Regions from separate parts of the Homo sapiens genome. Here region 1 is linked to region 2. A link is an interaction called in ENCODE POLR2A ChIA-PET data of the cell type or tissue named here. Cell type or tissue: OCI-LY7. All regions are shown on one strand. Each heading gives the region's core, and the rest is flanking DNA. Links, peaks and the distances in the headings are about the cores only.

Region 1 (16,073 bases), core at 5,025-13,024, 50 kb after region 2:
TACTTGTGCCTTTAGGACCTGCTCGAGCCCAATCACATATATATCACTTCCATTTGATGATGGAATGCTGCTGTGCATGACCCATTTTATGGCTACATGGGTCAGAAAGCACCCAGTTCATGATAGACAGTTCAGTTCACATGGTGACTTGATGACCCATAATCAAATGTTCAGTTTCCACCAAAGCTCAGTAACAGGCCAAGAGCTGTCTTTCAAAAGCACAGTAGTTATATGCAGAAAATGGCAGGGCCTTGTTTCAAAATTTTAGAGGCATCTGCTGTGATTCACCTGTGGGGGCCTGCCAAAGGCTCCAAACAGCATCCCTATCTGCCACTGATGCCTCAAGCACCATTGGATCTGCTGAGTCATATGGCCCAAACAGCAGAGCAGGTTGGACAGCAGCCTGGACCTGAGGCAGAGCCTTATCCTGTTCTGGACCCCACTCAAAACTGGCAGCCTTTTGAGTCACTCGATAAATGGGCCTGAGTAACACACCCAAATGAGGAAAGTGTTACCTCCAAAATCCAAGTAGGCCCACTACATATTGTGCCTTTTTCTTAGTTGTAGGAGGGGCCAAATGCAGCAACTTATCCTTCATCTTACAAGGAGTATCTTGACAGGCCCCACACCAGTGGACCCCTAGAAATGTTACTGAGGTAGAAGGTCCCTGAATTTTAGTCAAATTTATTTCTCATCCTCTGGCACACAAACATCTCACAAATAAGTCCAGTGTGTTTGCTACTTCTTGCTCACTGGATCCGATCAGCATAATGTCATCAATGTAATGGACCAGTGTGATATCTTGCAGAAGCAAAAAGTGGTCAAGATCTCTCCAAATAAGATTATGATGCAAAGCCAGAGTTTATATACTCTTGAGGTAGGAGAGTAAAGATATATTGCTAGTCTTGCCAGCTGAAGGCAAATTGCTTCTAGTGGGCCTTATGAATAGGAATGGAGAAAAAGGCATTTGCCAAGTCAATGGCTGCATACCAGGTACCAGGAAATGTGTTAATTTGCTCAAGCAATGAAACCGTATCTGGTACAGCAGCTGCAATTGGAGTCACCACTTAGTTAAGCTTATGATAATCCACTGTCATTCTCCAAGATCCATCTGTCTTATGCACATGCCAAATGGGAGAGTTGAATGGGGGTGTGATGAAAATCACCACCCTTGCGCCTTTCAAGTCCTTGATCATGGCACTAATCTCTGCAATCCCTCCAGGGATGTGATATTGTTTTTGATTTACCATTTTTCTAGGTAGAGGCAGCTCTAATGCCTTCCATTTGGCCTTTCCCACCATAATAGGCCTCACCCTACCAGTCAGGGAGCCAATGTGGGTGTTCTTCCAGCTGCTAAGTATGTCTATGCCAATTATGCATTCTGGCACTGGGGAAATGAACACAGGATGAGCCTGGGGACCCATTGGACCCACTGTAAGTCAGACCTGAGCTAAAACTCCATTAATTACCTCACCTCCATAAGCTCCTGCTTTAACTGGAGGACCACAATGACGTTTTGAGTCCCTTAGAATTAACGTCAGCTCAGAGCTAGTGTCCTGTAATCCCCCAAATGACTGATAATTTCCCTTTCCCCAATGCACAGTTACCTTGATAAAAGGCTGGAGGTCTCCTTGGGAAAAAATGGGAGAAAGATTAACAGCATAAATTGTTGGTAGTGTAGTGGGCTCCTTCCTTAATGGGACCCAACTTCCCCTTTATTCAAGGGGTTCTGTGTCTGTAAACTGGCTCAAGTCAAAAATTGATTGAGGGGCCATGATTCTCTATTTTTATAATTCAAAGTAGTGTTTTGTCCATTTGACCTGGAAGTTTTCTGCTTATATAAATTAAGTAGGAAAGAAGTAGGCATCCTAACAATTTCACTTCTGGGAACACTGTGATTAATTAGCGAATGCCAGAACTCTACATGAGTCAGACTATTCTGATTGCTGCTTTGCCACTACTGTCTGTTATGGTAGTTATGCCCACCTTGCCTTTGATGGTTGAGTGCCACCACTTGGCCTCTGCCACCTTGGGATCCAATTATTCCCATTGTATTTACCTTTATTAGTTGAGTGACTGTGGTTCTCACCATTGGATCTGATATGCAGAGAATTACGGGGCTCTTCAAAGATGCAGGTGCTACCCTCACAGATCTATTTTGCAAGGTATTGGTCAAGGGTATATCTTCTGGGCCCTTCCATCTGGGATGAGTAGGTCTAAAGTGACTAATCCACTCCACCATCTCAATCTCTCTAAGCCTTTGGATCCCTTCCTCTACATTAAACCAAGAGTGATCAGACATTTCCAGCTCCCTCACAGTGGCCATCTTTCAATCCATATTTCAGCTAACTAAGCAAATAAATTATTAGAACCTTTTTTTAACTCCCTGAGCTGCAATATTAAATGCAGAGTCTCTACTTAGTGGGCCCAAATCAACAAATTCAGCCTGATCCAACTCTATGTTCCTTCCACCATTATCCCACACCCTTAATATCCATTCTCATGCCTGTTCTCCAGATTTCTGTTTATATAAATTAGAAAACTCAAGTAGTTCTTTTCAAGTATAGTGAACCTCCTCATGGGTTTCACTCTCAACCTCACCTCTTGGGGCCCATAAGGACTTTAGTCTGGTTATAGGTCTAGAAGCAGACAGGGGTGTTGGGGGTGGCTCCTGAGGAGAATCAACATTATTTTGCCTGGCAACTGCTCAGGGGGGGCCATCACTGTTGCCTTAGGCAGCACAGTGTTTATCTCCCCAGACAAATATGGAAAGGCTGATGGCAGCATGGGTCAGGGAGAGGATGTCACCACTACTGGGGATGGGGAAGCTGTTTTTTTTCTGGCAAAAAAGGTTTCCTGAGACTTTACAAACTCAGTGTCCCCAGCTTCATCAGGGTCCTCCCACATGTCCCCTTTCCAAGTTGCAGGGTCCCATTCTTTTCCAAACGATGCCCTCACTTTAATAGTACATACCTGGTGAGGCTGTGCATGCACCCTTCATTGGAAGTCAGCCACTTGCACAATAAGAGCTCATATCCATTTTCCCACAATTTCAGCTCTTTCTCTGCAGGAGATAATACTTTCACTCAGGGCAATCTTAGCAGATTTGAGGCTCAGTATCTGCTTCTGAAGCCAGGAGTTAGAATCCCTAAGTTCATTTTCTTTCATCACTTTGTCCATTGAACTTAGGAGAAACCAACCAACTTCATTATGTTTCCACATATGGTCAAAGGTATTATTTATAGAGTCACTAAACTCCTTGCCTCTCATGAGCGCTGAATCAGGAATGTCAAATGCATTTATTTTGCTTAACTCTCTAAACAGTTCATAGAAAGGAACACTGAATCAGTGTTCTCCATACTATCAGAAGTAGAGTCCTTAGCATTTTTGAGTCTAATCATATTAAACAGCCACTCCAGAAACCCTAAAACCAATGAAAGAACTGCATCCTTAATGTTCTGTTCCTCTAGAACCACTCCTGGTACAAAAATCTGTGTTAGGGTTCTCTAGAGGGGCAGAACTAATAGGATAGAGATATATAAGAAGGAAAGTTTATTAAGTATTAACTCACATGATCACAAGGTCCCACAATAGGATATCTGCAAGCTGAGGAACAAGGAGAGCCAGTCCAAGTCCTAAACTGAAGAACTTCGAGTCTGATGTTCAAGGGCAGGGAGCATCCAGTACCAGAGAAAGATGTAGGCTGGGAAGCTAGGCCAGTTTAGTCTTTTCATGTTTTTCTGCCAACTTTTCATATTCTAGCTGCACTGGCAGCTGATTAGATGGTGCCCACCCAGGTTAAGCGTGGGTCTGCCTTTCCCAGCCCACTGACTCAAATGTTAATCTCCTTTGGCAACACCTTCACAGACACACCTAGGATCAATACTTTGCATCCTTCAATCCAATCAAGTTGACACTCAGTATTAACCATCACAGAAGCATTATCTACTAATACCACCATATAAAAGATGCGGATGTTAGCATAGTTATCACACTGTTTCCTCACACAATCCACTACCCATGGCTTGGTTTCTATGGACATATTATTGGATCTGAGCCAGCTTATTATAATGTTTTAAATAATATTCAAGAATTGTTACAATTGCATTTTGAATTGTTATTATTTAAATATAGGTCAATTTCTAAATAGATTCTTGTCCATAGTCAGATTTTACATCATGATTTCCTCACTCATGACATTTAAAAGTTTATTTGTTAAATTTAGCCAATATATACAAGTCTGCATTTGGGGATGGGTAATTGAATGCCATTTTTAATTTTTGGGTAATGGAGACTTTTTTTATGTTGCCTTTATATTTGATCCATAACTAGGCTATGTAGTACATTTCTGGGTCAAATCTCTATTGCTTTAAAACTTTGTGGTTTTGCTTCATTATCTCCTAGTATCTACAGTTACTGAAGTGATACGTACAACCAGCTTTGGACATGATGAATGTTTTAGGCTAAAGACTTGGGTGTTCTTTGGTCTTTGGAAGTTTTCTTTAATACTCTCTTTAAATTTGTCTGATTCCACTTCTTGGTTCCCTTTTCAGGAACACCAAGTATTCACACAGTGGATAGTCATCTGTCCTCTACTTCTAAAATTTTGTTATTTAACAAAATGTTATAAAAGTAGAATCACATTTATGTAACCTTTTTGGATTGATGTTTTTTGCTCAGCATAATTTCCTGGCAATCCATCCAAGTTGTTGCATGCATCAATCATCCATTCCTTTACATTGCTAAGTAGTATTCCATGCTATGTATTTACAACAGTTTGTTTACCCATTCACCTGTTGAAAAACATCTTGGCTGAATCTAGTTCTTAGCTATTAATATTATAAACAAAGATGCTATAAACATTTGTTTGACAGTTTTTTGTGTGAAGTTTTTATTTTTCTGGGATAAATGCCTGGGAGTGCAATTGCTGGGTCATATGATAGTTGTGTGTTTTTCTTTGAGAAACTCCCAAAATTTCCCAGAGTGGATGAAGTATTTTATGTTTCTATCAGTAATGTATCAGTGATCCGGTTTCTACACATCCTTACCAGCATTTGGTGGTGTCATGATTTTTAATTTTAGCCATTCTGATAGATGAGTAGTGATAGCTTATTGTTGTTTCAATTTGCATTTCCCTAAAACCTAATAATTTTGAACATCTTTTCATGTGATTATTTGCTGTCCATGAAATATCTGTGGAAACAGTGAGTAGAAGGATGCTTTCCACAGTCTGAGAAGGACAGCTGGGAGAGGTGGATGAAGAGAGGTTGGTATATGGGTACAAAAATACAATTAAGACCTCTGGTCCATGCTGGGCACAGTGGCTCATGCCTGCAATCCCAGCACTTTGGGAGGCCAAAGCGGGTGGATCACCTGAGGTCAGGAGCTTAAGACCAGCTTGGCCAACATGGTGAAACCCTGTCTCTACTGAACATACAAAAATTAGCCGGGCATGGTGGTGCGTGCCTGTAATCCCAGCTACTCAGGAGGCTGAGGTGGGAGAATCACTTAAACCCGGGAGGCGAAGTTTGCAGTAAGCCGAGGTCACACCACTGCACTCCAGCCTGGGCAACAGAGCACTCCAGCCGGGGCAACAGAGCAAGACTCTGTCTCAAAAAAATAAAATAAAATAAAGTAAAACAAAATAAAGAGTTCCAATCCAGCAGAGAGTGTGGTGAGATGGTGCGGGACCAGCTCCCTGGGACTTCTGAGCCTTTGCCCTGGCCAGTGGGGGAGCTGAGCCAGGATAGGCTGTAGCCTCTGCCCCGTGACACCAGGACCCTTGTGGTGGCTGCCACCAGGACCCTTGGGGTGGGTGCCTGGGCCTTGAAGATGCAGCAAGCCTCCCTTCCCCCTACACCTCAGTGACTGAGGGTGGTGGTGGCCTTTCCCAGGCCGCACCCTGCCGGGTATAGACGAAGTCCCCACTGAGCCTGGATGCAGTGCCTTTGGGTGGTGGTGGGAGTGGCAGGGGCAGCTTGGTGACTATCCGGGTGTGAGGATTGGGAAGGTGCTCTTGGGATGCAGGACACGGGCTCAGCCACCTCTTTAGGCCATGGCGCTGCCAGATCCGGGTCCTGGTGACCACTCTGTCCCAGCTGGGTGAGACTTACCTAGTCCTGAGGACAACAGACAATGGCCTTAATAGGCCTGGAAGGTGAGTGGAGGCACAGAGGAGGACAGTGTGGAACAGTTAGCAGGCATTGGGCTGTTGGTCTTCCTTCTACCAGACCTGGAAGGACCTCACATTTGGCCTATGGGAAATGCCCGCCACACTTTGGGAAGATTTACTATCTGCTTCTAGAAGGCTGTGTGTATATTATGAAAAAGCTATTCTCAACTCACCCCCAACCTTTTAATAGATAACATCTGTGGGGAGGCTGACAAGATGGCTGAATAGAAACAGCTCAGGTGTGCAGCTCACAGTGAGATCAATGCAGAAGGTGGGTGATTTCTGCATTTCCAACTGAGGTACCCGGCTCATCTCATTTGGACTGGTTAGACAGTGGGTGCAGCCCATGGAGGGTGAACTGAGGCAGGGTGGGGTGTTGCCTCACCTGGGAAGTGCAAGGGGTCAGAAAACTCCCCTGTTAGCCAAGGGAAGCTGTAAGGAGCTGTGCCATGAGGAGTGGTGCATTCCAGCCCAGATACTATGCTTTTCCCATGGTCTTTGCAACCCACAGACCAGGAGATTCCCTCCAGTGCTTATGCCACCAGGGTCTTGGGTTTCAAGCACAAAACTGGGTGGCCATTTGGGTAGACACCAAGGTAGCTGCAGGAGTCTTTTTTCATACCCCAGGGATGCCTGGAATGTCAGCGAGACAGAACCATTCACTCCCCTGGAAAGGGGGCCGAAGCCAGGGAACCAGGTGGTCTAGCTCAGTGGATCCCACCCCCATGGAGCCCAGCAAGCTAAGATCCACTGGCTTGAAATTCTTGCTGCCAGCACAGTAGTCTGAAGTTGACCTGGGATGCTGGAGCTTGGTATGGGGAGGGGCGTCTGCCATTACTGAGGCTTGAGTAGGCAGTGTTCCTCTCACAGTGTAAACAAAACTGCAAGGAAGTTCCAACTGGGTGGAACACACCACAGCGCTGCCAGGCTGCTGTAGCAAGACTGCCTCTCTAGATTCCTCCTGTCTGGGCAGGGCATCTCTGAAAAAAAGGCAGAAGCCCCAGTCAGGGACTTATAGATAAAACTCCCATCTCTCTGGGACAGAGCACCTGGGGGAAGGGGCAGCTGTGGGTGCAGCTTCAGCAGATTTTAACATCCCTGCCTGCCAGCTCTGAAGAGAGCAGTGGATCTCCCAGCACAGTGTTTGAGCAGACTGCCACCTCAAGTGGGTCCCTGACCCCCTGGCCTCCTGACCGGGAGATACCTTCCAGAAGAAGCCAACAGACACCTCACACAAGAGAGCTCCAGCTGGCATCTGGCAGGTGCCCCTCTGGGACAAAGCTTTCAGAGGAAGGAACAGGCAGCAATCTTTGCTGTTCTGCAGCCTCCACTGGTGATACCCAGGCAAACAAGGTCTGAAGTAGATGTCCAGCACACTCCAGCAGACCTGCAGCAGAGAGGCCTGACTGTTAGAAGAAAAACTAACAAACAGAAAGGAATAGCATCAACATCAACAAAAAGGACATCCACTCAGAAACCCCATCCAAAGGTCACCAACATCAAACACAAAAGGTAGGTAAATCCATGAAGATGGGGAGAAACCAGCACAAAAAGGCTGAAAATTCCAAAAACCAGAATGCCTCTTCTTCTCCAAAAAATCACAACTTCTCACCATCAAGGGAACAAAACTGGATGGAGAATGAATTTGATGAATTGGCAGAAGTAGGCTTCAAAGGTGGATAATAACAAACTCCTCTGAGCTAAAGGAGAATGTTCTAACCCAACGCAAGGAAGCAAAGAAACTTGAAAAAAGATTAGATGAATTGCTAACTAGAATAACGAGTTTAGAGAAGAACATAAATGACCTGATGGAGCTGAAAAACACAGCACAAGAACTTAGTGAAGCATACACACATATCAATAGCTGAATCGATCAAGTGGAAGAAAGGATATCAGAGATTGAAGATCAACTTGCAGAAACCCTATAAGCCAGAAGAGACTAGGGGCCAATATTCAACATTCTTAAAGAAAAGAATTTTCAATGCTGAATTTCATATCCAGCCAAACTAAGCTTCATAAGTGAAGGAGAAATAAAATTCTTTACAGACAAGCAAATGTGAGACATTTTGTCGTCACCACGCCTGCATTACAAGAGCTCCTGAAGGGAGCAATAAGCATGGAAAGGAAAAAATGGTGCCAGCCACTGCAAAAACATGCCAAATGGTAAAGACCATCAACGCTATGAAGAAACTGCATCAAGTAATGGGCAAAATAACCAGCTAGCATCATAATGATAGGATCAAATTTACACATAACATATTAACCTTAAATGTAAATGGGCTAAATGCCCCAATTAAAAGACACAGACTGGCAACATGGATAAAGAGTCAAGACCCATCAGTGTGCAGTATTCAGGAGACCCATCTCACATGCAAAAACACACATAGGCCCAAAATAAAGGGATGGAGGAATATTTACCAAGCAAATGGAAAGCAAAAAACAAACAAACAAACAAACAAACAAACAAACAGGGGTTGCAATCATAGTCTCTGATAAAACAGACTTTAAACCAACAAAGATCAAAAGAGAAAAAGAAAGCCATTACATAGTGGCTAAGAAGAGCTAACTATCCTAAATATACATGCACCCAATACAGGAGCACCCAGATTCATAAGGCAAGTTCTTAAACACCTACAAGGAGACTTAGACTCCCACACAATAATAGTGGGAGATTTTAATACCCCACTGTCAATATCAGACAGGTCAATGAGACAGAAAATTAACAAGGATATCTAGGAATTGAACTCAGCTCCAGACTAAGCAGACCTAATAGACATCTATAGAACTCTCCACCCCAAATCAACAGAATATACATTCTTCTCAGCACCACATCGCACTTATTCTAAAATTGACCACATAATTGGAAGTAAAACACTCCTCAGCAAATGCAGAAGAATGGAAATCATAACAAACAGTCTCTCACACCACAGCGCAATTAAATTAGAATTCAGAATTAAGAAACTCACTCAAAACCTCACACTTACATGGAAACTGAACAACCTGCTCCTGAATGACTGCTGGATAAATAATGAAATGAAGAAGGATAAAGATGTTGTTTGAAAACAATAAGAATAATGTACCAGAAACTCTGGGACATATTTAAAGCAGTGTGTAGAGGAAAATTTATAGCAGTAATTGCCTACAAAAGAACACAGGAAAGATCTAAAATCGACACCCTAACATCACAATTAAAAGAACTAGAGAAGCAAGAGCAAACAAATTCAAAAGCTAGCAGAAAACAAGAGATAACTAAGATCAGGGCAGAACTGAAAGAGATAGAGACATGAAAAACCCTTAAAAATCAATTAATCGCTCTCCCTCTCCCTCTCCCTCTCCCTCTCCGTCTCCCTCTCCGTCTCCCTCTCCCCACGGTCTCCCTCTCCCTCTCTTTCCACGGTCTCCCTCTGATGCCGAGCCGAAGCTGGACTGTACTGCTGCCATCTCGGCTCACTGCAACCTCCCTGCCTGATTCTCCTGCCTCAGCCTGCCGAGTGCCTGCGATTGCAGGTGCGCGCCGCCACGCCTGACTGGTTTTCTCTGCCCGGCCAGCCGCCCCGTCCGGGAGGGAGGTAGGAGGTCAGCCCCCCGCCCGGCCAGCCGCCCCATCCGGGAGGTGAGGGGTGCCTCTGCCCGGCCGCCCCTACTGGGAAGTGAGGAGCCCCTCTGCCCAGCCACCACCCCGTCTGGGAGGTGTACCCAACAGCTCATTGAGAAGGGGCCATGATGACAATGGCGGTTTTGTGGAATAGAAAGGGGGGAAAGGTGGGGAAAAGATTGAGAAATCGGATGGTTGCCGTGTCTGTGTAGAAAGAAGTAGACATGGGAGACTTTTCATTTTGTTCTGTACTAAGAAAAATTCTTCTGCCGTGGGATCCTGTGGATCTGTGACCTTACCCCCAACCCTGTGCTCTCTGAAACATGTGCTGTGTCCACTCATGGTTAAATGGATTAAGGGTGGTGCAAGATGTGCTTTGTTAAACAGATGCTTGAAGGCAGCATGCTCCTTAAGAGTCATCACCACTCCCTAATCTCAAGTACCCAGGGACACAAACACTGCGGAAGGCAGCAGGGTCCTCTGCTTGGGAAAACCAGAGACCTTTGTTCACTTGTTTATCTGCTGACCCTCCCTCCATTATTGTCCTATGACCCTGCCAAATCCCCCTCTGCGAGAAACACCCAAGAATGATCAATAAAAAAATAAATAAATAAAAATAAAAATAAAATAAAATAAAATAAAAAAAGAAATAAACACAAATAAAATGTTAAAATTCCCATTCTACATAAAATCATCTATAGATGTTTTTAAATATACAACATGATTATCAAGGACTTAATCTGTACCACATTCTTGTAGATGTAAAGTTAAAATTCTTGTAACCATCACTCTCAACCCTACCCTATCTTCCAGCATAAATGAGACTTTCACATGTTTTCTCTTGCCCAGATGGAGACACTAACTGTAGGCTTTGGAAATGTCTTAAAAAAAAAAAAAAAAAAAAGAGAGCCAGGCATCTTCAAACAGAGAAAAGCTGTTTGAACACATTTATCTAAGTCTATCAAAAGCTATGATTGTTAGCAAGAGGTAACCTTGTAATGCCAAGGCAGAAAACTGCCACCAAACCACAAAAAGCTTGTTCAACTGCTGAACCTAAAATTAAACAATTTATCTCTCATTAAAAAAAAAAAATCAATTAATCCAGGAGCTGGTTTTTTTTTAAAGATCAACAAAATAGATAGACCACTAGCCAGACTAATAAAGAGGAAAAGAGAGAAGAGTCAAATAGACATAATAAAAAATGATAAAGGAGATATCACCACTGATCCCACAGAAATACAACCTACCATCAGAGAATATTATAAACACCTCTATGCAAATAAACCAGAAAATCTAGAAGAAATGGATAAATTCCTGGACACATACACCCTCCCAAGACTAAACCAGGAAGAAGTCAAATCCCTGAATAAGCCAATAACAAACTCTGAAATTGAGGTGGTAATTAATAGCCTACCAACCAAAAAAAGTCCAGGACCAGACGGATTCACAGCTGAATTCTACCAGAGGTACAAAAGGAGCTGGTACCATTCCTTCTGAAACTATTCCAAACAATAGAAAAAGAGAGAATCTCCCTAACTCATTTTACGAGGCCAGCATCATCCTGATACCAAAGCCTGGCAGAGACACAACAAAAAAAGAAAATTTCAGGCCGAAATCCCTAATGAATATTGATGCAAAAATCCTCAGTAAAATTCTGGCAAACCGAATCCAGCAGCACATCAAAAAGCTTATCCACCATGATCAAGTTGGCTTCATCCCTGGGATGCAAGGCTGGTTCAACATATGCAAATTAATGAACGTAATGCATCACATAAACAGAACCAATGACAAAAACCATGTGATTATCTCAATAGATGCAGAAAAGACCTTCGACAAAATTCAACAGCCCTTCACGCTAAAAACTCTCAATAAACTAGATATTCATGGAACATGTCTCAAAACAATCAGAGCTATTTATGAGAAACCCACAGCAGCCAATATCATACTGAATGGGCAAAAACTGGAAGCATTCCCTTTGAAAACTGGCATAAGACAAGGATGCCCTCTCTCACCACTCCTATTCAACATAGTATTGGGAGTTCTGGCCAGGGCAATCAGGCAACAGAAAGAAATGAAGGATATTCAATTAGGAAAAGAGGAAGTCAAATTGTCTCTGTTTGCAGATGACATGACTGTATATTTAGAAAACCCCATCATCTCAGCCCAAAATCTCCTTAAGCTGATAAGCAACTTCAGCAAAGTCTTGGGATACAAAATCAATGTGCAAAAATCACAAGCATTCCTATACACCAATAACAGACAAACCGAGAGCCAAATCACGAGTGAACTCCCATTCACAGTTGCTGCAAAGAGAATAAAATACTTAGGAATCCAACTTACAAGGGATGTGAAGGACCTCTTCAAGGAGAACTACAAATCACTGCTCAATGACATCAGAGAGGACACAAACAAATGGAAAAACATTCCATGCTCATGGATAGGAAGAATCAATATCGTGAAAATGGCCATAATATCCAAAGTAATTTATAGATTGAATGCTATCCCCATCAAGCTACCACTGACTTTCTTCACAGAATTGGAAAAAACTACTTTAAATTTCATATAGAACCAAAAAAGAGCCTGCATAGCCAAGCCAATCTTAAGCAAAAATAACAAAGCTGGAGGCATCACACTACCTGACTTTAAACTATACTACATGGCTGCAGTAACCAAAACAGCATGGTACTAGTACCAAAACAGATATATAGACCAATGGAACAGAACAGAGGCCTCAGAAATAACACCACACATCTACAACTATCTGATCTTTGACAAACCTGACAAAAACAAGCAATGGGGAAAGGATTCTCTACTTAATAAATGGCATTGGGAAAACTGGTTAGCCATATGCAGAAAGCTGAAACTAGATCCCTTCCTTCCACTGTATACAAAAATTAACTCAAGATGGGCTAAAGACTTAAATGTAAGACCTAAAACCATAAAAACCCTAAAAGAAAACATAGGTAATACCATTCAGGACATAGGCATGGGCAAAGACTTCATGACTAAAACACAAAAAGCAATGGCAACAAAAGCCAAAATTGACAAATGGGATCTAATTAAACTAAGGAGCTTCTGCACAGCGAAAGTAACTACCATCAGAGTGAACAGGCAACCAACAGAATGGGAGAACATTTTTGCAATCTATCCATCTAACAAAGGGCTAATATCCAGAATCTACAAAGAACTTAAACAAATTTACAAGAAAAAACAAACAATTCCATCAAAAAGTGGGTGAAGGATAAGAAAAGACTCTTCTCAAAAGAAGACATTTATGCAGTCAACAAGCATAGGAAAAAAAGCTCATCATCACTGGTCATTAGAGAAGTGCAAATCAAAAACACAATGAGATACCATTTCATGCCAGTTAGAATGGCCATCATTAAAAAGTCAAGAAACAACAGATACTAGAGAGCATGTGGAGAAATAGGACCACTTTTACACTGTTGGTGGGAGTGGAAATTAGTTCAACCATTGTGGAAGACAGTGTGGTGATTCCTCAAGAATCTAGAACTAGAAATACCACAATAGCAAAGACTTGGAACCAACCCAAATGCCCATCAATGATAGACTGGATAAAGAAAATCTGGCACATATACACCACAGAATACTATGCAGCCATGAAAAATGATGAGCTCATGTCCTTTGCAGAGACATGGATGAAGGTGGAAACCATCATTCTCAGCAAACTAACACAAGAACAGAAAACCAAACACCACATGTTCTCACTCATAAGTGGGAGTTGAACAATGAGAACACATGGACACGGGTTGGGGGGGTATCACACACTGGGGCCTGTTGGGCTATGGGGGGCTGGGGAGGGATAGCATTAGGGGAAATACCTAATGTAGATGACAGGTTGATGGGTGCAACAAACCACCATGGCACATGTATATCTATGTAACAAACCTGCACATTCTGCACATGTACCCCAGAATTTAAAGTATAATAAGAAAAATAAAAATAAATAAGTTAAAAGAGATTAAAAAAATAAAAGAGAACATTTGCCACATTCAGTCTTTCTAGATGGAAAGAGGTTGCTGACATATGATAGAATTAGAAAATCACACATCTTGTAAATTCTCATTTGTTTAAAAAGAAATCATACAAATTAGATGTTTTTTGGAGATGACTTTTTAAAATAGAGTCGTTAGATCACCTCTGTAAGGGATATGTCTATATCTGTTCAGTGGGTTAGGGGACATGGATCTGGAAAGCCTGAGAAGAAAAAGAAGGTTCTATACCAGACTTGTGATATTTAGACATTTTCATATTCTATCCATTGTTTTGTGTGCATTTTATTCCTCACTATTGTATATATAGTTGACAATGCTAAACTTTTTTGTGTATTCTTTCTATGTGTTCCGAATGCCTAATATATGTCAAAATTAGCGGTAGTAAAATAATATTTTGTAAATATCTTTTTGCTAAAATTCATATGAAATGTTGTTTTTGGAGGGGAATGGCCAAACTACCTGTTGAGTAATACTCATCGTGTTTGTGTCCTGGTTCAGGGGAGGAGGAAGGAGGGGAAAGTGCAGAGAGCTCTATGCCGCTGTGTTTACAGTGAGGCAAGATTAACCATTATCTCTTATGTCTGTGCATTTTGTTTTACTTATCTGTTTATGTAGTGTATATAAAGGACAAACGAGTCCTAATTTACAACATCTAGTCTTTTTAGATGTTAAAGAGGTTGCCAGTGTATAACAAAAGTAGAGTTAGTAAACTAATATATTTTGTATATTTTGTTTTAAAATTCCTAGGAAAGATTGTCTTCCTATCTTTGAGCATTCTTGCGCACTGAGTTGATGGAGATGGGAGGGATTCTAAGCTAGGATGTTCTTATTTGGAAGACTCTTTCAAATTATAACTATGGTTACATGTATGCAGTTTATTCGAGACTGCTGTGTATATAGTGGACAAATTAACTCCTTACTTGAAACACCTAGTTTATCTAGATGTTTAGAAGTGCCTGATGTACGTTAAATGTAGAGGTAATAAAATACCACTTTGTAAATATCTTTTTGCTAAAATTCATAGGAAATACTGTCTTTTAGAAATTTAATTGTTAAGCCACCTTTGTGAGCAGTATAGTACTGTCTATACTTGTTCAATGGTTTAGAGGAGGTGGGAGGGAAGAAAAATATGTGACTGACTTATTTCACTAAGCCTAATGTCTTTAAGTTTCATTCATGTTGTGGCATGTGTCAGAATTTCCTTCCTTTTTAAAGCTGAATAATATTGCATTGTATAGATATATTACCTTTTATTTATCCATTTATCCATCAATAGAAACTTGGGTTGCTTCCATATTTTAGCTATCATGAATATTGCTGCCATCAACATGTTGAGTTCCTGTATTCAACTCTTTGGGTAATACCCAGAAGTGAAATTGCTGAATAAGTATGGTAATTCTCTGTTAAATTTTTGAGGAGCTGCTGATTCATACTTTTACGTATAAAATATTAGACCTTAAATGTATTATGTAAAAACACTAAGTATTTTTAACATTCTAGAGTAAAGAAGGTGTTTCTTAGCAAGACAGAAAAGCTGAAACCCTCAATAGAAAAGCCTTGTTAATGTTATCACATAAAATATTCAAAATTTCTGAACACACAGACACACACGCACTAACGAAAAGCTATTTACAACTTGTGGTAGATGAAGAAATAATTTCTTAACATAGCAAGAACCCAGGCAAATGATTAAGAAAAAGAATAATCATACAAATTTAATACATGTGAGAAGCTGTTCAGCCTTTCCCATTAATTAAAGAAGTAAAATATAAAACAAAACATATAATTTTTCACTTAGCAGAGATGAAATACCAAAACAGATGGGTATAGGTGTGGAACATACTTCCTTGGTTGACAGTTAGCCAATATCTATTAAAATCCCTTGCCACAGTAATTTCAGTTCTAGACATTTGTCTTATATTACTGTATTTATTCTGTCCTGTAACCATAAATTCCACAGCTGCCTAGTGATGGTTCTATATTTAAATGGAATGCTTACTCTCAGTATTGTTTTTTCTTTTGAGATGGAGTCTTGTTCTGTTGCCAGGCTGGAGTGCAGTGCCATGATCTCAGCTCACTGCAACCTCCACCTCCCAGGTTCAAGTGATTCTCCTGCCTCAGCCTCCCGAGTAGCTAGGACTACAGGTGTGCACCACCACGCCCAGCTAATTTTTGTATTTTTAGTAGAGATGGAGTTTCACCTTGTTGGCCAGTATGGTCTCGATCTCTTGACCTCATGATCTGCCCACCTTGGCCTCCCAAAGTGCTGTGATTACAGGTGTGAGCCACG
Region 2 (8,000 bases), core at 1-8,000:
TGGATCACCTGAGGTCAGGAGTTCCAGACTAGCCTGGCCAACATGGCAAAACCCTTTCTCTAGTAAAAATACAAAAATTAGCCAGGCTTGGTGGCTACCTGGAGCCTGTAAACCAAGCTCCCTAGGAGGCTGAGGCAGGAGAATCGCTTGAACCTGGGAGGCAGAGGTTGCAGTGGGCTGAGATCGTGCCACTGCCCTCCAGCTTGGGCAATAGAGTGAGACTCTGTCCCAAAATAATAATAATAATAATAATAATAGGCCACAAATTCTTTGACATTCCTTCCATTGAGAGATGGGGGGGTCTGCATCCCCACCCCCACCCCCGGAGTCTGGGTGGGCTCTGTGACTGCTTGGACCAGTAGAATATGATGGAAGTTACAGTGTGCCAGTTTCCAGGCCCAAGCCTGAAGAGATTGGCAGCTTCCACTTTCTGTCTCTTAGAAAACTTGCTCTTGGAAGCCAGCCATCATGTAAGAAATGCAGGCACCCAGAGGACACCATTCTGTGAGAAGCCTTAAAGAATGAGACTCCATATGGACAGAGAGGCCAAGGAGCCTAGAGGTGCCAGACACATGACAGAAGAAGGCCCAGCCCCCTTCAGCTGATGCTACATGGCCACAGATGAACTGCCCAGTGAAGCCTTTCCTAAATTCCTGACCTGCAAGAGCATGAACAAAATTAAATGGCTGTTTAAAGTTACCAAGGAGGTTGGTTTTACAGCAGTAGAGAGAATGGAACTTGCTGGACAGCTTCTCTATGCTCACCCTCCAACCTGTGCTGTCCCTGAAAGTGATTGGAATGAGATGCCTCAATGGGTTTTCCACTGGGAACTCTGACCAGAAAGGAGGGAATGTGTAGAGGAAGGAGAGGCCAATCACTCCCCAGAACCTTTCTACTGAGGGCCGCAGCTCCTCCAAGGGTGCTGTCTCCAGGATACTTCTGCATTACTCCCACAACCTTCCCCCTCCCCCTGCATCAGGACTAGTGGTGCTGATGGCCCCGCACTCTGCATGGTCCCTCTGCACATGGGCCCACACCTTTGTGATGCCCCTTTGTTAAACCCTCATCCTAGTGTACCATCTGTTTTTTGCCAAGATGAGCTGAAGGGTCTGCAGGAAGAAGGGCTTCATAACCGAGACCTTGGGTAGATGTGCAGGAGGGAGTTTCAGAGCCAGCATTTTCTAACTACCAGAAAAAGAGAAGTGCCCTGTCCACAACCTTCCACATTCTGTTGACCACAGGAATAAATGAACTTTGTGATTTTTTTTCCTGTCATTAGGTAGGGGGACAAAAATCCTCTTAACTCCATGTTCAGAAATATTCTGGAAATTTGGTTTCTTAAGTCAAATTCCACATCAGAAACGATGGGATGTGGCCTGGTAGCTTAAGAACAGCAGGTACAGAATAACTTTTTTCTCCTTTGTCTCAGTTTTCTTAGCTATAAAATGGGGGTAACAGTCATCTCTTCCTACCTACCCCACCAAACTTCGTGAAGAACACACTAGCTACAGGAAACTTGGCAAAGAGAAAGAGTTTGACGCTGTCATGGCAGAAGCAGTGGCTTTCTCTTATTACGGTGGCTGCCTGGCCTTTGAAGGCTTATCTTTCCAGGTTTAAACTGAGAGCAAGCTGAAGGGTTATGACTCGAAGTGAGGTAGGATTTTGCCAGGCACACTAGGAGGCTGGGTATGCAAGGTGGTTCATTCAGGGAGCCTTGGCTGACCTTGACGCCTGCGTCCGTCTCTGATGCTCTGTACCAGGTCAGCTGTGTGTCCCTAACAAAGAATGGCCTCCTAACTGGGGTCTGCACATCTGGGCATCTTAGTAAGGGGAACAGATTTGAGGTTCTTCTTTCTTTCAGCGAAAGGTGAGACTTCGGGTTGAAGAACTGGTAACTGTGATTTGCAGGCTTGTCCATGGCTCCTCAGAGCTGGCACTTGGGGTGCTCCTTGTCCACCCCTTCCCTCCCTAGGCCCACATGGGGCACCCTGAGCTTGCCTGAGCCCTACTGTGATCTCACGGAGGGCAGGCTATGAACTAGAAAGTGATGCCACACCCTGGCAACTAGAGAAGTGCCCATCCAGGGGCATGTCCCATAGGTATCTGCCTGTATGGACCCTAGTTACCCACTGACAAAAAGAGGGGCACAACCCTCCCCTGTAGAACTGTAGCGCAGAGTGAGGACATGACGACAGTGAGGCCTGGGGCCACCCGCTCCACCCTCAGGGGCTTGTAAGAATCCCAAGGAAAGTCATGCCTCCTGCAGGTGTGTCGAGGCACAGGGCAGAGCCCTCCCACTTCCCGCCCCTGCACAGCAGTGTCATTCCTCCTATGACTACAGTGCTTTGAGGACAGGAAGAACTTTCGGTTCTTGGGAAGCCCGGGGCAGAAGGGGCCTGAGCTGCTCACCGCGTCCATCCCTCAGGACAACCTCGACATCGCCGGTGATCCAGCGGTAGCAGGGGAACTCGATGTAGTCCCCGTGGGGCGTCTTCAGCGTGATGTACTTCAGGTACCAGTCGTCATTCAGCCAGTACTTGCGCTTCTCGATTCTGACCAGCTGGATCTCGCCCAGTTCCTCGTCCACAGTCACGTCGTATGAATCCACCTGGGAAGGAGAACAGGCAATCAGGCCATGCGTGGTCTCCTGAGCCTTTGTTCTGGAGGTGTTAAGAATTTGTCACCCCAAGGTATGCTGCTGTGGCACAGGGACTACGTTGAATGAAAAGCACTTAAAAAAACAGCAGGTGCAAGATACTCTGACATTCGTGCTGTTTCTTAGAAGCAGGAGATGAAAGTCCCCTATGAAAGATGTCCTCACTATACCAAAAGGAAAGTAACACTCTTTTCATCAAGGTTGGGAAGTTGAAGCCAAAGGAAATCCATACAAACAGATCTTGTACAATGAACGCTTACCTCCCGAGTCACTTCCCTGCCCAGTTACCTGCCCTAGCCCAAGCCCCTTGGCCTTATCACATCTCACGATGATTCATTCAATGCAGTATCTAAGGGGGATTGACTCTAACTGCTTCTTGGGGTCTTCATCTTTTTAAGAGGGCTCCCATGCCACGTACAACTTGTATTAAAGAAATCTGTAGGCTTTCGCCCATGAATCTGTCTTATGCCGATTCTCAGACCTAGCTGAAATGGGAAGAGGTGGAGTTTTGCCTCCACTACAGTTCATGGAGCCAAGATTCTTCATGAACACCTTAAATGAACTCCTGAATTCATTTACCCAAGACATTCACTGAAGGCCTGCCCCTGACAAGGCTCAGTGCTACGACCCAGGCAGGTGAAAGAAATGGACAAATCCTGGGCCCTGCCCTTGAGGAGAGAGAATCCAGTGAGCCAGGATGGTGCTGTGCTGCTCAGAGGGCAACGCCTGCTGACTGCACTTAGCTCAGGCTGGAGGATGGGGAGATGCCCAGGCTCATGCCTGCACCTGCGAGGCTGTGCCCAGTGAGGGTCCGCAGCTGCCCCCACATGGGATAGCCTTGTGGGAGACCTTTACAACTGGAGATGGGCTTGCTGACAGTGGATCCCCACAATGACTCTGGGAGTGCAGGGGAGTTACCACCCCTTCCACAGATGAAGACAGCGAGGCTCAGTGACTCCCACCTCTGCCACTTGCCAGCAGAGCTGGAGTCACACCCCAGGTCTTTCCATCATAGCCACTTCCTCTCTTTCCAGTTTTCAGTGGGGATAATAAGTGAGTGAAAATGGTGAGGCTTAGATACAGGGAGCTTGCATGGATTCGAGTCGTCCTGGGACATTTGCAGTTCACAGCTGCATGGTGATGCCCAGAGAACAGTGAGACCAAGCAGCTCTGCTGCACCTGTGGCATTACTGGTGGCAGGGTGAGGCTAGCCTTGCAGCTAGAAGGCACCACCCCAGGCTGTGTACAGCGCAGCTGCCCAGGCCTCTGGGACAAGGCTGCTTGGCCCCCTCCCTGCCAGGCTCCTGCTTCCAGGACACAGGCGGCTCTGAGGCAACAGCCATAGCTTCTGGAGGGCTTTTGTCTCTGCAGCAATGGATGGCAGACAGGAAGTTGGGATGAGAGGCTCAGGCATTGCATCACGCATTCTGATGACCAGCAGGTTTGGAAAGCCCCGGACTCGATGCCCTCCAAGGCATGTTCTTTTTTATTTTGAGGTGGAGTCTCACTGTGTTGCTCAGGCTGGAGTGCAGTGGCTCGATCTCGGCTCACTGCAACCTCCACTTCCAGGGTTCAAGTGATTCTCCTGCCTCAGTCTCCCAAGTAGCTGGGACTACAGGCACCTGCCACCACATCTGGTTAAGTTTTGTATTTTCAGTAGAGACAGGGTTTCACCATGTTGGCCAGGCTGGTCTCAAACTCCTGACCTCAAGTGATCCACCTGCCTCGGTCTCCCAAAGTGCTGGGATTACAGGCATGAGCCACTGTGCCTGGCCCCTGCAAGGCACTTTCTAAGCCAGATTCATCAACCCTTGAACTTTATCCCTGGCGGCAGAACCTAGAGTTCTCAGCATGATGGCAAAGTGGAAGGGGCGAGGGGTATCATCCTTTGTGCGAGCGCAGGCATCCCCATTCCATGCCCTGCCTCCAAGCTGCCAGGAGGACCCCTGGAGGGCTTCCTAAGAGGAATGGGAACTTGAGTGTTTTCCACAAACCTCCTGGCTCTGAATACCGTGAGCAGTTTGGGGTGGCTGACGCTGAGGCCAGACGCTTGTGGTCAGAAAGCGGAAGCTTCCTCCCTGTGCTCTGTAGTCTAGGCCAGAGGCCCTAGGAACAGTTTCTGATGACAGAGGAGCCAGGCCCATGTGGTGGGATGACATGTCTTGGGTCCAGCCACATGTGGACCAGCCTCGGCCCCACGACAATGCCCCTCCTGCAGGGAGAGTATCAGCCTCATCTGCCACCTCTGAGAAAGCCTTCCTGCCACAGCTTGTCCTCAGGAGAGCAGGGCCACACACAAGGCCTCGCCCATCATGGACAGGGTGGGCAGGTTCTGATGGGACAGGAGTCTCAGCATCTCAGGGGCTCGGGCCCATCTGGAGGAGCAGAGTGGGGGCTGAGTGGCCCAGGACTGGATACGCGTCGGGCCTGCCCCACGCCAGGCCCTGCATGCCACAGGGATTTACAGAGGCCTTAGCTGCAGGTTGTGAGCCAAGACAGAGATTCCTGATCCCACCGAGGAGTGGGGAGAGGGCAGTGAGGGGTAGAAGGCTCGGTGGGCCCTGGGGTCTGGAGCTCTGAATTCACATCCCAGCTTCAGGCAAGTAGCTGGATGGCCTGGGCACATTGCTTCATTCTCTGAAGCTGTTTCTTCATCTACCCAAAGGAGATACCCCTCACTTGCAGGACCATTGAGAAAATGAAATGACACCATCCTGGGTGGCCTCCTTTCTCCAGAGGCACAGGCCACCGGTTGTGTGCATCAGAACCACCAGTGCCCCTTCCTGAATCCAGGGGGTTGCAGGGCACCAGGCCCCACACCGCCTGTGAGCTAGCATGGGCCCCTGCGTCACGGCCACTTCGTGACTACATGTGCCAATCCGAGTAACTGGAGCACACATGGGAGGAGGAAACTGAACCTGTGACCTCAAACTCCTTCACTCAAAGCCCAGAAGGAACTCCTGAAAGGCTGGAGACAGGGCTGTGAGGACAGAGGGAGAGTGGGAGGCATTCTGAATGCTGGTGGGGCAGGCAGAGCAAGTCTGTGTGCGGTGAGGACTGAGGGGCGGCCACCAGAGGCCCGGGCCTGGTCTGAGTGTGGCTGCTGCAGGGGAAGTAGCTTTCCTATGGCTCTGAGGGGCTGGAGAGGGAGGAAGGTGTCCCCAGGGGATAGATGACAGGAAAGCTGGGGTGGGGTGGGAGGAGCTAACAGGGACACTCTCATGGGAGGGAGGCTCCCAGTACCTTGGACTAAGAGGGGAGGGAGATGGGCTGAGGAGGCATTCCAGGACTGGGCAGGTCCCACAGGGAGGGCCCGATGTCTACCTGGGGGTGACGACCCACACGAAGAGACTGAGCAGCTTCTCTGAGGGAGTGGACAGTGGGGTGACCCTCCAGCACACCTGTGGTGCAGTCACAGGGGACTGGGACACTCCTGGCCCCCTGCCCTACCTACACCTGCAGGCACCTGGTGGAGAGCCCCTGAGTTTCACTTGGGGTGAAATCACTAGGCAGATTTACAAGGACTCCATCTGCCATCTGACAGGGACTTCCACAGCAGGAGGGGGCCAGGCCTGCAGTCTGGCTGGTCTATGGCCAGCCCAGCCACTTTCCTGGTGCTGGCTTCAAGCCTGAATATGATAAGAGGTGAACAAGGGGCAGAGGGCTCCAGCCTTGACCCAACTCAGGGAGTAAAAGACAAAGCTTGATGGCTGTGGTTCTAACATCCCAGGGGCCACTAATGGAAGAATGACAGATAAAGGCCTCCTTCCAGGAAAATACCAGGGTCACATGTGTCAAACTGCAAAATATCTTCGGAAGGTTTGTGGAACTACAATGGCCACCTTCCTCCCTCCTCTCTGGGCCAAGTACACTGGGCTGATGCTATATTTGTCTATTTGCTGTGACACATTAAATTCTCAGGTGACACACTGAATTATGGTGGGCACTATCAACAGTGGACACCCCCCAACAGGCCCTCAGGAAGCACTGGGCCTGGGAATGGCCGAGCGAGTGATTATCCTGCTTTACAGATAGAAACTGAGGCTCAGAGAGCAATGGTGGCCTCAAGATCAGAACCTACACCTGTGTGATGGCCAAGCCCAGGTTCCTCCCACAGTTCCCCAAGGCCACATCTTGAGAAAAGCCCTGAACCGGAAGCTAGAAGGCCCAGCTTTGAGCCCTGGTTTGTACCCTGGATGGAGTGTAAAGGGGCAATGTGGAGTGGCATGGAAGGACAGGGAAAAGCTTCATAAGAGGGTATTTCAGGCAGCTTTTAGGGGCTGATCAGATTTCAGAGGGCAGATGAGTAGGAGGATGGGCATGGGTAGCACATTTCAGATGTGGGGAACTGGGAGGGCAGGGTCCCCGGGGGATTCACACGTGGGAGGAGGAAGGCTGGACACAGTTTCTGGGGACAGAAGTGGGTGGCGTGGTGGTGCAGATGCTGGAGAGAAACAAGGGAAACCTGCAACTCACCGGCCTCATTTCACAAGGGGCCACTTTGCTGATTTTGCTTGTTGCTTTTAACTTTTTATTGGATATGTAGTTTTAAAGCTTTTGAATATTTCGGCAAAGAGTCAGTTGGTCAGTTTTCATGTGAGCTTTCTATCAGCATTTTAGGAAAGTTTTCATCTGTCTTTCATCAGATCTCTGCTGTTGCTGGGACAGGGAGACGGATCTCTCTGCGGAAGCAAGGATGTGTGCCCCACCCCCAGACTACCCATCTTGGAGGGGGACTAATGAGGGGCTGTGGGAGGAGGAAGCTGTAGAGCAGAGAGGAAGATTGGGGGCCAGACAAAACAGAGACTCGGGATGAGAGAGGGGGAGGCTATGGGGAAGAGCTGAGGAAAACAAGGGACGGAGAGAGGGATTGGGGTAGTGGATAGGGAGACCAAGGGGCAGAGAAGGGGGAAAATGTGGGACAGAGAGCCGGAGATTGAGGGAGCAGAGAAGGGGCCTCTGAGAGGTGGCTGGAAGACAGAGTGTAGAGGAAAATTCAGAGCAAAAAAGAAGGGAGAGTTGTAGGGTAGAGAGCAGAAACGGGGGGCATTTAGGGAACTGGGAGCAGGGGAAGGAAGAGGAGGCAGAAGAGGGGGCAGAATGTAGGGAAAAGATGGCTCAGAGGGGGAGACTGGGAGATGAGAGACGGATTGAGGGTCATACCAAAGAAATATTTATGCTCCACTAATATATTCCCATTCACAAGAAGGAGGTATTCTAGAATTAATTTTTCATGAATGTAAGAATACTCACTGACTTAAGAAGCATGAATCATTATAACACTTTTCTACACTTGTTGAACATATTCAAGTATCATATATTAAACACCACGCTATTGCCCTTA

The links. ChIA-PET counts read pairs that join two places held together with the same protein. Peaks named below come from ENCODE experiments on the same cell type or tissue, not always from the same donor. Only the 100,000 strongest peaks of a DNase experiment are listed, where the experiment ranks them.
Region 1: POLR2A ChIA-PET joins it to region 2 with 6 read pairs; 2 of 35 experiments call an interaction of 5 or more read pairs at or near these places.

Annotation. Positions count from the first base shown.
Region 1 is chr10:45,324,390-45,340,462 of GRCh38, reverse strand. No RefSeq gene overlaps it. Among named protein-coding and RNA genes, the nearest start is that of OR13A1, 17 kb to the right of the region's middle. In OCI-LY7, for the core only: no CTCF peak of the experiment used is centred there; a DNase peak (open chromatin) is centred at 9,726; H3K27ac peaks cover 615 bases.
Region 2 is chr10:45,377,091-45,385,090 of GRCh38, reverse strand. It overlaps ALOX5 (arachidonate 5-lipoxygenase), which reads right to left. Exons shown (of 14, transcript NM_000698.5): 2 at 2,410-2,608. Among named protein-coding and RNA genes, the nearest start is that of ALOX5, 6.9 kb to the right of the region's middle. In OCI-LY7, for the core only: no CTCF peak of the experiment used is centred there; no DNase peak of the experiment used is centred there; H3K4me3 peaks cover 1,009 bases.